Regions from separate parts of the Mus musculus genome. Here region 2 is linked to region 1. A link is a loop called in an ENCODE intact Hi-C map of the cell type or tissue named here. Cell type or tissue: gastrocnemius. All regions are shown on one strand.

Region 1 (8,000 bases):
TGTGAAATTAGAAGGAAAGTGAATAGAACTGGAAAATGTTTTGCTAAGTCGGGTAACTCAGACTTGGAAGATGAGTGTCGTAGAATAGGAGAATCAGCTAAACATCTGACTGGGTTTGCTTCTCTGACGCATACAGAACTAAAGAACGACCACCCCACAGAACCAAACTAATGCAAAGACTAAGGGAAAATTAAACAGACCAATGGGTGAATTACAGATAGCCAATAAATGCATTTAAAAAGTCTAGCATACTTAGTCTTCAGAGGAATGCAAATCACAAGCACAGGGAAATAGGGCCATTTGGGGAGAGTAAGAGGATCAGTGAGGCAGAGGTGAAACAGGAGAAAGCGATGCCTAAAACCCATGTCTATACAAGAAATGCATAACAATAAAAATTTTAAAAGACAGAGACTAGTTGGAGTTTTGGAGCAAGCGTCAACAATACTGCACCCATTTTTCCTGTGAACATTCTAGTTTCTTTACATCATCAAACGTCTACATCATCCATCAACCCCCGAGCACCCTAACCCATCCAGTCTGAAGGTCTTTTACAACATATTTAGACACCAATTTTAACAAATCTTATTGTTATTGTTAACCTTGATGCTGAAAAATACTTCAATGAATACTCTTCATTCATCAAAGTATGTTTTCATTCAAAATAACTCTATGGTGAAAGATAATAAAAACTCCACTCTGAAAACAGAAAACTGTATTCTCTCTCTCTGGTGAAGAGATTCAAGGGTTGATATGGAACATCTATATAGTTGAAGGTGTGTTTTTTGCTTTAGGATTTGATCACACTTGTAAGACCACAAAGATGTTTAATAAATAATTTGCCCGTTTTTTAATTGGGATATGCACTAATTGAAAGCAGGGCTTTTAAACATCAACCCAAAGCTAATTGTCATTGTTTAATTTATAATATGTCTGAAGCATAGATAGTATACTCACATAGAAGAAAGCAATCAATGGCAGTTTTTCTACAATATTCGAAAAAATAAACAAGGCAAATTGACTTCAAGTTAAAATTTCATCTACTTCATGGTTTGAATATGCTTGGCCCAAGGAGTAGCACTATTAAGAGGTGTGGCCTTTTTGGAGAAAGTGTCACTGTGGGTGTGGGATTTAAGACCCTCTCTAGTCCTAGCTGCCTGGTAGCCAGTATTCTGCTGGCAGCCTTCAGATAAGATGTAGAACTCTCAGCTTCTCCTGAACCATGCCTGCCTGGATGCTGCCATGTTCCCACTTTGATGATAATGGACTGAACCTCTGAACCTGCAAGCCAGCCCCAATGAAATGTTGTCCTTATAAGAGTTGCCTTGGTCATGGTGTCTGTTCACAGCAGTAAAACCCTAAGACAACTTAATGTCAAATTACCTGATTATGTTCAGTGAGCAAAAAAATTTAAAAGACAAATTTGTGGTCTGCTAATAATTTACAGATATTTGTAATGTTAAAACATATGACATCAAGTATAATACATTAAAGAAATATATGTGTGAAGCTTTTTATTATATTTAAATTAATTATTTTGTTAATTTACATCCCAAATGTTGCCCCCCTCTCGTCCCCCTCCCAGAGTTCTTCACCTTATCCCACCCCCTTCACTTCTGAGAAGGTGCTCCCCTCCCTCCCAGGCATCCCCCTTCCCTGGGGCATCAAGTCTCTACAGGATTAGGCTCACCCTCTCCCACTGAGGCCAGACAAGGCAGGACTTTGCTACATCTATAGTTTGGCAGCAGCACTATGTGGTGCTGCTAGAACAAGAACCTTTGTATAGGTTTAAGGATCCACAATAGTTCTCCCAAGCATCACCTACTTTGTGCTCCTCAGAATCCCGAGTCTCCTCTGGCATGCCATTCACTAGAAAACATTATAAGAATTTCATTCCGTGCTTGTTTTTTTCTTCTTCTTGAGATGGTGAGCAGGTAGAGGGGAGGACCTGCATCCTACTAATTGCTTCTTCCCTGAAACACGCATTAGCATGGTGCTTACTAAACTCTCAGCTGATAGCGAAATCGACGGGACTGGTAGTCAAAGACTATATGTATATGTACATGTATATGTAGTTGTATATGTATAGGATGTATATATGTGTGTATATATGTGTATACATGCATGTTTATGTATATGTATATGTGTGTATATGTATATGTATGTATATACGTATATATGTGTATATGTATATATATGTTTATATGTGTATACATGTATGTTTATATATGTATATATGTGTGTATATGGGTATATGTATGTGTATATGCGCATATGCATATATGTGTGTACATGTATATGTGTATATGTGTGTATGTGTGTGTATGTATATGTACGTGTATGTGTATATGTGTGTTTGTGTGTATATGTGTATGTGTATATATATATATATGTGTGTGTGTGTATGTGTGTGTGTGTGTGTGTGTGTGTGTGTGTGTGTGTGTGTGTGTGTATATATATATATATATATATATGCTGGCAGTTCAGACATAGGAAAGAACACTTGCAAGGGAGCTGGCTAGACTCAGGGATGAAAGGGTTCTCTTAAAGTTCTCGTATTTGGACCTAAGAATCCCAACCACTGTGTCACACCACTACCTATGGAATCTACCTCCAAGGAGCAAGTAGCTTTTTTTGTTTTGAATGACCGCCCAGCAGAGCTTGGGTCTTAAAGGGGCTCAGCCCATATGTGGTGAACGCCATGTCTTGGTGAATGTGCTGGATTATACAATGTTGGCAAACCAACTCCTGTTGAGGATTAGGGCTCTCTTGTCTGTAGCTCCCAACATCTGTTTTGGCTTTTATGTAGAATCCTGCTTCTCCGTATTGTTTTTATTTTGTGTTTTCCCCAGACTCATGGGTGGTGTTTGTCTAAGATGGCTTCCGACTCTAAGGTGTGAAAGGTCCCCCAGCATCTCCTAGTGAGTTTGCTGTTTTGTTTTACATAGTTAATTAATTAATTAATAACATGGCTTAACTGCCACTTTCCTTTATGGTTTTGCTTCTTTGGTTGGTTAGGTGGATTGTTAAGACCATCATGCTGGGAGAGCAAGTCCTCGGCCTCTTTTTCAGAACACTCTAACTTGTAGATTAATGCTCCCATCTCAGTTGATGTCTTTAGCAGGAAAAACAAGTAGACATCATAAAGCAAATAGGTGAGTGTTGGAGGGATCAGAAATTGAGAAACTAGAAAGATTCTTCACACTAGATGACAGCCGCACGGTCTCTTTAAACAAAATCTAAACTTAGCTACGTCTTGGCTTTCAGTTACCTTAAACATGCTCACTCTAATCTTTCAAATCTAGCCAGGTGTGATGGTGCACACCTTTAATCCGGGCACTTGGGAGGCAGAGGCTTGTGGATCTCTGAGTTAGAAGCCAGCCTGGTCTATAGTTTGCGTTCCAAGACACAGAGAAACCCTGTCTCTGAAATGAAACAAAACAAACAAACAAAAACAAAACAAAACAAAATATAAGTGGAAAAGATAGAATTTAAGTATCAATCGAGCAGTTTACCTTTCAGTCTGTTTCTTGGTATGGATATGCCTGATAAATAATTTTTAAAGCCCCATTGTTGACTTTGTCTTCTAAGTGGATCTAACCCGCAGACGATCAATTCTCTTGTCCTTTCTTTTTCTCCTTTGGCCTCATTTCTCTATAAAGTTGTATTTTTAAAGCCAAAAGGCCGGTGTGGATTAACTTGAGCATCATTAGGATGAGATGGGTGAAAAGAGAGAAACTGAAATGCCAACGCTACCTTGGACCAACGTGGGATGGCTAGACACACAAGGGCCACCTTTGCAATAGCCCTCAGTTCCGATCTTCGCCACTAGGTGTCGGTAAGTAATCTAATTGGATGTCTAATTTAGGACTTCAGCAAATAAGTAGCATTGCGCTGAGTGAAGCAGAAATAAAAATTAAGGTCATATGGTCTAAATAAAACCCCGAAGATTATCTCTAACGGTTATTTGAAAACAGCGGGATGGGTCCTTGGACTATGAATTGGAAAGTTTATAAATTAACAAGAACACACAAAGAGGTTCGGCCCTTACTAGGGAAAATGAATAAATCTTATTTTATGGATGCTTCCATCCCTCTGTTCTATTAAGCGGGGCACCCTGCTGCCTGTATTTCCATGAGCGGAACGAGATTTTATATGGTCTAAGAGTATTGACTGGACTCTTGGCTTCTGCTGAGACTGGCTCCTCTGCTCAGTCCTTCATTGGCACATATGTTTTCTTGTTGAGCTGTTTCAGAGCACACGCTGAGGTATCCTGAACTATCTGAAAACCCAGCTCAGTAGACCGAACCCCTGCCTACAGAGTCATTGTTGGGTGAACTCCTTGCTTATTCTTCAAAATATTTCTGGTCTCTTAAGCCTGACCACAGGCAGTTCTCTCTCTCTCTCTCTCTCTCTCTCTCTCTCTCTTTCCAATACATAGCTATGTGGCCTTTCCCAGCTTTTACAACAAATGACTTTCAGTGCCTCTGACTTCTCTAGACTGTGACTTCATGAAGGACAGAGACCACTGTAGAAGCCCTTGCTCAGTTGGGTTGCTGCTGGCACACTGATTATTGTTCTTATATTCCTGAAGGCTCTGGCCAGTCAGGGCACCGTTGCTGGCCTCCTGCCTCCCATGGCTTCATGTTATGTCAGCAGGAAGCAAAGTATTTGTGTCTCATAGTAGTAGGTACTTAGGAAGGATAATTAAGTATTCACCAAACTGATGTGTAGTTTTGTCTCGTGTGTTGGTGTATTTGAATGGTGTCTTCAGATGTTTGTAAAGAGAGCTGTTTATTATACATCCATTGCCAATCTATTTACAAGCAGTTACACAGCAGAGGCGTGGGGATTGTATTTATGAAAGATGCTAAATCAACACTTGGGAGTCTATTTCGAAGCAAATTGCAGCATTTTCCCAACCCTGAGAGAAATAACTTGAGATTAGAAAACATCTTTTTTTCCCAAAGAGTTTAATACACTTGCAAATACACACCAGTCTTTCAAACTGTTAACAGTAATTACATTTACATTTCATCGGCGTCCTTAATTTTTAAAAATGAGTATAAATTAGAAATTTACAAACTAGTGAAAATTAAGATACATTTATATAGTGCTTATTGCAAAGCTGTTACTGTGTTGCTAGAGGAGGGAGGAGGTGTTCATAGGACAGGCTCCATCCCTCAAGAAATGGACAATTAATTAGAAGGGCTTCAAATCTCGAGTTCTTTTGTTAAAAGCTAGGAACCAAAGAAAACTTGGTCGCCATGAGAGAGCAAGGATTTGGTTTCCAGGCAGGGTTTTACAGGATTGTGGCACTTCAAACCTAGACTCTAACATCTGCAGAGTTAGGTTTTCAAGTTTCTACTTCATGACTTAGCCAAATGGGATCCTGAAGGGACACAAGGTGTGTCTACATCTCTATGTTTAAAGGGAAGGTTTGTAGGCTGGCCAAGGGACTCACTGGGTAAAATCGTTTGCTGCATAAGCCTGACGGCCTGAGCTCGATCCCTGAGACCCATGGTGAAACGAGAGGTCAGACTTCTGAGAGCTGACCCCCCATACACACTTATACACACGCCCATACATGTGCCCATACATGCACCCATAATGCACTCCTACATATATTCATATACACACTCATACATGCACTCATGCACACACTCATACACATCTCCATACATGCACACAAACCATACACCCATACACACACCCCTAAACACTCATACACATACACCCATACACATTCATACCCATGCCTATACACACACTCATGCACACATATACACATACTCACACACACACTCATACATACACCATACAAACACCCAAACACACACCCATGCACACACTCCTAAACACTCATACACATCTCCATACATGCACTCATGCACACAACCCTATACACTCATACACACACCCCTAAACACTCATACACGTACACCCATACACATTCATACCCATGCCCATACACACACTCATACACACATATACACATACTCACACACACACTCATACATACACCATACAAACACCCAAACACACACCCATGCACACACTCATACATACCCACACACACACCATACAAACACCCATATACACTCATACACATACATACACAAATGCATATACACTCATACATACACATATACTCATACACACACCCATACACACACTCATACATCCACTCATACACACTCATACACACACACTCATATGTGCTCTTATACACACACTCATACACACACCAATACACAGGCCCCCACACACATATGCATACTCATATATGCATTCATACACACACCCATATACACTCATACACACACTCATGAATGTACTCACACACACACTCATAACACACACCCATACACAGGCCCATACATGCACTCATATATGCACAAGTAAGATTTGTAAAACTGATTCGCTGTTCAGGCATATCTTCTAGTTCTTTTACTTTTCTTTCTGATATTACAATATAATTATATCATTTCCCCCATCCCCTTTCTCCCCCAAACCTCTTCATATAGCCCTCCTTGCTCTCTTTCAAATTCATGGCCCCCATTTAAGATTAATTGTTATTACACAAACAATGTATATATACATACATCTATACTTCCAAATATAGCATGTCTCGTCTATGTTTGGATAGTTTCAGAGCTGAAGATTTGGTGTTAGATAACCGGTTGGTGTCCCCTCCCTTTTAATCTAATGGATAAAGTTATTAGAACAAATCAAAATGACTATCTTCGGGTGCCTCTAACCCAGTCAGTAGCAAAGTTTGGCCTACGTCAAAATTATCTGTAAGAATGATAAAACACAGATTCTTCTTAAAACCTACGAGATTACAACTACCTGGAAGGAGAAGGCTTTGTGCTTTTATTGAGGTTTCCACGTGACCCCGGTTCAAGGACAATTAATTATATGAGCAATTTGAAAGGTCTGAGAAAAAAGTTGACCATAGTTAATCTATAAAGCATGCTATAGTTACTAATGCTTTTTTTCTGATCTGCTAACAAATATTCCATTTTAGGAGACGTGAGGAGATGAACATTACCCGGCACTGCTGTGTTGACAATGCTCATAGGTTACAACAGAAAACAACACTCACAACTGAAGTTCTGTTCCGCGAACCCTCACCAGGCCACACCTCTAAGACTGGAGACAGCAACGTACTTCCCCGTCCAGGCTGCTAGCTCGCTGCTTGCTCTTTTGAGGACACCTAGCTTATCTTAGTCCCAGGGAGTTCAATCTTTCAAATTCCTCTTCCCAGAAGAGGACTCTTTAAGTCATTCCAATGAAAAGGAAAGGCGCACGGGATTCCCTCGCGAGGTGTTCTCTGAACTGGCTGCTGGTGGCTCCCTTGGCAGGGATGAAGCAAAAAAGGCGCTGGCTATCTGCTACTGACAAGCTCATTCCTCTTCGTCCAGCCCTTGGGTCCCTTCTTGGCAGCCCTGTATCAGAAAGCAAATGCGGACAGTTCCAAATCAGCTGCAGACAAAGCTACACTGCAACACTCCTGCACCTCTTAGCTGATGTTAGGGAGTTCTTCCCGGTACACTTTAAACAGAGATGGGGGAGGGGAAGGCTCTTTGAAACAATCACTTTGCTGAGGTAACACATTCAATTCTGTTCGCACAAAATCACTCCTTGTGCAAATGGGCAGCTGGGACTTAGCCAAGAGCTGAGAAGAAAATGGATGAAGCCTTTCATTCTACACTTGAAATCTTTCAGTTTTGCCAAAGGACAATTTCAGATACAACCAGGGTGAACTTCCGGAAGAGCTCCACTTCCTGCTGACCTCGAGCAGTGAGGCCAACCCCAGGCCTGGTTGGATCAGCCTTGGTAGTTACTTATAAGACCCTTGGGACTAACTGTACAGGGCTGCTTACCCTGTGCTCCAGGGGCAACCAATTCACTGGCCTGACATGGGAGTCACTGACTGGCTCAATGAAGGCTTCTTTTCCCCTGCCCCCTTCTCTGAGTAGCTCAGGGGATAGCTACTA
Region 2 (8,000 bases), 580 kb after region 1:
AGGTGAGGTCAAAACGGAGTAAGGTGGGTGGGGCCCCTGCTCCATTAGGATCAGTGCTTTTCTACAAAGGGGAAACCAGAGACAGATACTCAGGGAGAGGCCATTATGAGAAGATGCAGGTGGAGCCCAGACTGATGTAACAGAAGCTAAGGAATATCAAGATGGACACGACCCAAGGTGCCAGGATGGAAGGGAACAGATTCGCCTTCATAGGAGAAGCCAACCTGTCCAAACCTCCATCTCAGAGATGTTCACTCCAGAACTGCGGGAACATCGGTCTTCTGTCTACATTAAGTTTCCAGCTTTTCTTTTTCATAACACTTTCGGTCGTGGTGCTTGAGGGTCAGTAAAGCTTCCACTAAGGTCAGGCCTCCCCCCCCCCCCCCCCCCCGCATTCACCTGTCTCTGCAGAATCTGTTTGGACAGTCTGATAGCCACAGGAAATCGCCTTCCGGTGAGCTTTGAGGGAAGTGGCGTTCACTTGGTAGCTCTGAGCCTCTGTGACCTCTAAAGCTCTAGAGAAGGCTGGATACACCCAGTAAGTCCGCTCTGCCCTTGAGATACACCAAACTGTGAAATGAAGTTGTTCTTTCCCCTCCCCCTTTCTCCTCCCCACTAAAAGAAACCCAGAGCACCTGTGTCTTTCTGCGCATGCGTACCGCTGCTCTTCTCCAGAAACTCAAAGTTGTAGCTTTTGCTGCGCAGGCCATGGCACTTCCCTTATGGTACTTACTCATTTTGTATACACTTTTCTCTGCGTGACAATTTGTGACGTGTGAATTCCAACTTTTGAACAGGTTCAATGAAAAGCCAGTGACTATTTTGTACCGCACTGTGCACCCAGCATCTAGATGTGAAGGGTTTGGACACAACGAAAATGAGGGCATGGCTGATCCTAGGCACGGTGGAGGAGAAGGGGTTTTGTAGATGTGAGGGAGAAAGCAGCCAGAAGCCAGAGAGTACACGCGGAGTCCAAACAGGGAGAAAAAGAAGTACACGAAATATGACCAACACACAGCCCAACAACAGTCCATGAGAGGAGAGAGAGGAGGGAAGAGCGAGAGAGGAAAGAAGAGAAGGAGCAAAGAGAGGGGACTAAGAGAGCCAAGGCAAAAGAGGACAAGGACCCAGAGAGAGAGAGAGAGAGAGAGAGAGAGAGAGAGAGAGAGAGAGAGAGAGAGAGAACACCAAGAGTGCACATGGCTGAAATGGCTAGTTAATTAGGAACGGAAGCTGCGAGAAGAGAAGGGAAACCTCTGGGCTGCAGAGCTTTAGGCTGGAGAGTGGGCAGGGGTGAAAGTCACAGGTATTGAGTGAGCTTAGAGACCAAGCAAACCCTTAGGTGTACTATTAGGCACCACAGACGTTTAGATGGTTAGACATTTGTCCTGGGCTTCTTTGGGAGCTGGTAGAAACTCTCTAATCAAGCCATGGCCTGCCACAGGCTTCTCTGAAGGAAGTCCAAGTGCCTGGAGGTACGCACACCCGTGGCTGATCTCAGCACCCTTCTTCAGCAAGGTAGAACGGGCCGGGCCGATCACCCAAAGCCCCTTTGCCATCTGGTGAGTCAATCAACATGTTCCAGTAGAGACTTGAAAACGTGGTAAATTCTAGAAACAGAACACTTGCTAATCCCACCAGGCCAAAATAGGATCACTACCACAGTGTTTTACGTACCTCCCGCCTGTGTGTGATCAAGGACTTGCTGTGAAGTTGGGGCAAGCAATCTTGTTTACAGAAGTGAAAACACTTGGCTTGTTACCTTACCTGACCAAGAGCCCCCACCCCCACCGCCCGCATTCCCCGGAGTTATCTATCCTTGGGTAAATGGGGTTTAGAGTTTGGGGGCATTTTTGTTTTATAGGTCTCTTAAGCACAGTAATTATAACTTAAAACATAACTTTAGCCCTCACAAGGTGTCTGGAAAAAGGGTGTTTCCTGGGAATAATATTACAAACAGAAGGCTAATGCACTGCTCATATTCTGTACCGAATATCCCAGCAGACCCAACAGCCAGTGCAGTTTCTCGAGAGAAAACTTAGGTTTCGAGAGCTTAAATATGCTGCCCAAAGTCACACCCTGACTCCAGAATTTAAAAGCAGGGAGCTTCCCATAAAATCTGAGAGCCTAAATTCAACACTAGGAACCATATAATGGAATTCTATAACTGGCTCTTGCATGTTGTCCTCGTGAGGACCTAAGTTATATCTTAAAATTTAATTACTGTGCTTAAGAGATCTATAAAACAAAAATGCCTCTAATCTCTAAGCCACATTGATCCAAGGATGGGTAACTTCCTGGAATGCTGGAGGCTGTCGGCCATGTAAGATAGCAAGCCCCGTGTTTTCACTTCTGTAAGCAAGGTTGGTTGCCCCAACCGCACAGGAACTGCTTGATCACACACAGGTGGGAGGTGCATAGGCAGGAAATGCAGTAGGTTGTATGCTTGCCCCTCATTGGATGAAGGCAGGAAGGACATGCCCTTGTGGGTTTTACCTTTATAAACACTGGACCCATTTAATTTGCACCCATTCTCTACAAATCCTAGGTATGGACCTGGCCAGTATTTAATAATGCTCACTTCAATTTTGACTTAAAAAATTATGGTAGTGATCTTATTCTCACCAAGTAGGATTAGCATCTTCTGACTCCCAACATGTATGCACACACACACACACACAAATACACATACACACACCTTATTTCAGAGAAAGAACCTAGGAACAAACTGGCCTAGAAGCAAGTTATTACAATTATAGAATGCTTGTAACTGTGAAATGCTATAATGTATGCATGTGTGTGTTTATTTATATTTGTGTGTGTGTATAGTATGTTTGTGTGTATATTTGTATGTGTGTTTGTGAGTATGTATATGTTTGTGTGTATGTATATGCTTGTGTGTGTTTTTGTGTATGTTTGTGTGTGTGGTGTATGTGTGTTTTTGTTAATGTGTGTATTTGTGTGTGTGTGTATTTGTGTATATGTATACATTTGTGTGTGTGTGTGTGTGTGTGTGTATATTTGTGTGTATGCGTATGTTCGACTGGGTGTGTAATGTGTGTATATGTGTGTAATGTGTGTATAATGCGTGTGTGTATATGTGTGTAATGTGTGTATAATGCGTGTGTGATGTATGTGTGTAATGTGTATGTATTTGTGTGTATTTGTGTGTGTAATGTGTGTGTTAGATATATCTGGTTTTTCTTCTCATACTCAACTTTCCATTCTTATATCTATTCCAATTTTGCCTGGAATTGTTCTTGCTAAACCATGGGGGGTTTATTATAATAAAAGCTTCAAAGCAATAAAAAACAAACCAATAGTAAACAGACATTTTAATGGGGTCAATCTAGACAGCTACAGGCAGCTGTGACGACCCCAACAGCGACCCCAACAGCGACTTCCTCTCTCCCTGATTAAGAGACTAGAAGTCAATTGTTAGGTAAACAAGCAAGATCTCAAATGCCCCTCAGCCATCAAGCTGTGTGACTTTGTTTCTGAGCCTAGGCCCTCTAGTTTCTTTTACTGGAATTTGCCCTAAGAGGGGGGAACTACCCAGCAGCTGGGTGAAAACTGCTGTGCAGAAAAGTAAGTGCAAAGAGTTTTTGGAAGTTAGCCTCTAGAGGAACACAGCACCAGGGGTAGTTGGCGAGGAAACACAACCTCAGTCATAACAGAGGAGCTGTGGCTAGCAAGGATTGAGGCAACATTCGCAAACATCCAAGAGAGAGGGTTTGGATGTCCCCAAAATCTAAGGTAAACCATTTACCCCACTTTATTCACACATCACACACACACTCAGCACCACCATATACCCCAGGAATACTCACAATCACCATGAGTCAAATAATAATAAAAAGACATACTGGTTATGGTAGCAAATCCCTGTAACTCAGGGGTTAGAGACAAGGGTACCATGAGTTACAGGCCTTTTCTATAAAGAAATAAATACTGAAAGTACAAGTAGTCTCTAAAAGACCTTGTGGTGTCTTACGATCCCCTGAAGCATATAGTTGCCATTGTGGTTTAGATTAAAAGTCTTAATTCTGGATTCAACAGCATCATCTTCAATCAAGTTAGTAAAATGCACCACCCAGAAGCCAGAGGCCAAGCCGGCCAGTGTCAACCGTGAGAAGCTAATTGGGAAAAAGAGGGGACGATTGAGTTCAATATCTTCCACCTCCCTTTCTGATGACTAATTACTGGGGGCGTCCCTGCGGAGTAGCCCAACCTGGGCAGGGGCTCCCCAGTGGGAGGCCTTGAGGGGCAAACATGCCTACAGACCTTCCTTTGGATTTTCTGATGTTCTATCGCCATCTTCTGGAAGAAAGAACCGAGACTGCATAGGGCATGGGAGCGCCGGAGTCCAGGCCTGAACTCTCAGGAAAGGTAAAGACAATCTTCTAGTCACTGCCTCTACCAGTCATGCTCCTGTTCGGCAGACAGGAAAGCTACCGGGCAAACGTGCGGCATGCGAGCGTGGATGATCACATCAAACCTGAGTAATGAGCCTTCGGACTGGGATCCCCAGAGTTCTGAGTCCTCCATTAGAGAAGAGCCTCACGAGGAGCGAGAACAAGGAAGGCATCGAGAGAGGCCGTAGAAGAGTCATTTCCAGTCTGTCCCAAATAGTCAGCCTCGACTTTGCATTTTAAGTCTCAGAATTTGGCAAAGGAGTTCAAGGGGTTTTAAAACGTCCGTCCTGAGACTAACAGTTTCCCCGGATTAACTCCTCCCTGTCGGACAAGCTTCGAGCTATTCATACGTTTGGCACAAACCAAACGGAATGATTCAGAGCGTGGGCTTTTTATACACACAGTCCTGCCTGTCTTTGTTTCTTAAAGGTTTGATTTATGTAACTAAAAAGGAACCTGGTGTAATATTTTAAAGTACTTGAAGCAAATTCTTCTATGTGATGGGGGACGGGGAGCCATAAAACTGCAGAGTGGGAAGAGGCTCTGTCCACATGCGTCTCAATTCCAGACCCCAGCCATTCTCACCCAAATCAACTCCCGGGGAGATGGTGAAGCATCTCTTTTCTCCAACAGTTCCATCCCCTCCTGACTCACCCTCTTGACTTTACAGACAGTTACAGCTTCCACAAGTCACAGTGTCCCAAGTAGGGTGGGGCTGTAGCTTCCTTTCCAATTACTGACTATGCTTAGTTATTAAAACTCCGTGCAGTACAGAGTGCAAAGGTAATGAGCTCAGAGCCAGAAAGGACCTGCCTCTTGTAAATGATATAAAAGATGCCTGTGCCCGATGGCCTTTTTATTATTAATCTCTTCAACTTCTCAAGAAGGTTTAGGGGCTGGGAGATGGCTCAGTGGTTAAGAGCACTGACTGCTCTTCCAGAGGTCCTGAGTTCAATTCCTAGCAACCACATGGTGGCTCACAACCATCTGTAATGGGATCTGATGCCCTCTCCTGGTGCATCAAGACAGCTACAGTGTACTTATTTATAATAATAAGTAACTCTTTGGGCTGGAGGGAGCAGAGACTGAGTGGGGTTAACCGGAGCGAACAGAGATCCTAAAAAAAAAAGAATTCAATACCCAACAATCACATGAAGGCTCACAACCATCTATACAGCTACAGTGTACTCATATATATATATATATATATATATATATATATATATATATATAATAAATGAAGAAGAAGAAGAAGAAGAAGAAGAAGAAGAGGAGGAGGAGGAGGAAGAGGAGGAGGAGGAGGAAGAGGAGGAGGAGGAGGAAGAGAAGAGGAAGAGGAAGAGGAAGAGGAAGAGGAAGGTTTAGCTTTGCAAAGGCAAAATAAAGGGGCCAGTGAGGTGGCTCAGGGATAAAGATGCTCCCCAGAACCTTCGTGGTGTTGAGAGAGAACACCCAGAGGTTGTCCTCTGACCTCCACATATGTTTGCGCTCTCTTTCTCTCTCTCCCTCTCTCTCTCTCAAAATCAATAAGTAAAGATACTTTCTGAACATAGAAAAGACACATTTTTTTATCTCCCACTTCTACCCAACTTCTGAGGCCCCAGGAACTCTAAATTTGGCCAGTGTAGGCAAGGATTGAATAAAATGAGTACGGTGGCGATACAGCGGTAATATTGCTGGCCACACCCAGGTCTCTCCAGGGCTCGGTCTTTTTAGACGACATCTCAAGGGACAAGCAATCAGCACAGTGACCTGATAACCTGCTAACAGCTGCCACACTGAGCTACTTTCCCAAGGCAGACGGCCAGGCCCACTGGCCTGTTACTGCTACACCTCTAAGCAAGAACACCGCCCACAACATCTAGCAAAGGCTGGGGATGGATTTTGGTATCCCGACCTCCCGGTGAGCTCACATGTCAGAGTCAGAAACTGAGCTTTCGGGGAGCAGTGTTACTGGAGTTATTGGAGTCTGGGGCAGGGGGTAGTGTGGGCCTGTCAATGGCAGGCCAGCTAAGGAGACAGTAATGGTGGAAAGCAGAGAAAGGAGAAGAATCCAGTAGGGGGTGGAGCCAAAGGGTCTGGTAACAGCCCACATCCACATCCCAAGCCCATCCTTGGGGGCGGGATATGTGGATTCATTTTAAACAGAAGACAAGAGGTACACACATTACTAAACTGTCTTGATCTCACTCACATGGTCTGGGCTTCAGTCTCTCTACATGGTGGTCTAACAAATAAATCGTCAGACTGTAAGACATCTCTCCCTGCACGAGTTCCTCCCCTGGTAGGCACCTGACTTCAGCCTTGAATTTTTTTCCCTGGGTGAGATTCCTGGGGAAAGTCAGTTTCTCAGAGTCTACTGTCTCAGTAAGCTGACACCTGCAGGAAGGGACCCAGCATCTCACTAAAACACCTTTATCCTTGCCATGACCAGTACAGTTACAAGAGAGACCTGAAATACTCCCTGGTCAACAACCCAACTAGGATGAATCTTTCCGGTCTTTCCTCTGCTTGGTTACATGCCCCTTTGTCCCCCCACCTCGGGAACATGCTTGCCTGGACATTGCACTTTTAGTCAATCTCATGTTGATGGTGCAGCTATTCACTAGCTGGACATCTGTGTCATTCCTTATCAGTGATCAATCCGTGTAGCTAAGACACCTGACCAAGATGTATAAGGTTGTGTTATTGCCAACAGAGCAATTCTCTCTAACTGACCAGCCGTCTCATTTAAGTGAGATAGGAGAATTCCGGCCCTACAGAGAGACAATTCAAAGGCAAACTGAGCCATTTGACAATGAACGCATCCTCACTGACAAGTTCTCTTCGTGAAATTAATTCCAAAAGTCTGAAAAACCTATCTCACCCTTTTCCTGGAGTCTTCTCGGTCTCTAATGAGTTGGTTTTTGCTCAACTGTCTTCATCCATGCTCCCAGCACAACCGCAGCTTCCAGCGTGCGGAATTGCTTGCAGGCTTCCCTAAATGAGCCAGGCTGTGTCTGTCTCCACAGATCGTGTATGTTCTTGCTTTTATATCAAAGGACTGGTCTACAGAGTGAGTCCCAGGACAGCCAGGGCAACACAGAGAAACCCTGACTCTCTACCAAAATCTAACAGATGTCAGGCCATGAGCTCTGTACACTCAAGGTCTTCCTGGTTTACATAGTGAGAGCTCCAGGAAAAACTTTATCATCATCAAACATATGAATCTAACACAAAACTCATTAATTCTAATATTGTTTAAATACTATTTTTGTTTAATTTACAGGATGGGGATAAACAGTTTGGAAGCTTATTCAGTCAAAGATCAAACAACATTTTCAATTATTGTGTTGCCAGTTCACCTTAAAAGGTCAAAGGGGTGCTGGGGAGAGGGCTCGGGGGTTAAGAACACTTGCTATTCTTGCAGAAGACCCAGGTTTGATTCCCAGCACCCACAGAATGGCTCCCATCCATCTGTAATTCCAGTGCCAGGGGCTTTGACACCCTCTTCGGGCAGGCACCCAGGAGGTAGGCATATAAGTTACATATAAATTAAAATAAACATTTAGAAAACATTCTTAGACTATTACTACTTACACTAAC

What was found. Peaks named below come from ENCODE experiments on the same cell type or tissue, not always from the same donor. Only the 100,000 strongest peaks of a DNase experiment are listed, where the experiment ranks them.
Region 2: a loop joins it to region 1, with 2.1 times the contacts of the local background. A loop is called at or near these places in 5 of 42 quality-filtered maps.

The regions. Positions count from the first base shown.
Region 1 is chr10:118,589,001-118,597,000 of GRCm38, forward strand. No RefSeq gene overlaps it. Among named protein-coding and RNA genes, the nearest start is that of Ifngas1, 36 kb to the left of the region's middle. In gastrocnemius, no CTCF peak of the experiment used is centred here; DNase peaks (open chromatin) are centred at 3,822 and 7,398; H3K4me3 peaks cover 245 bases; H3K27ac peaks cover 389 bases.
Region 2 is chr10:119,164,656-119,172,655 of GRCm38, forward strand. No RefSeq gene overlaps it. Among named protein-coding and RNA genes, the nearest start is that of Gm34045, 28 kb to the left of the region's middle. In gastrocnemius, a CTCF peak has its summit at 4,325 (motif pointing left); a DNase peak (open chromatin) is centred at 4,332.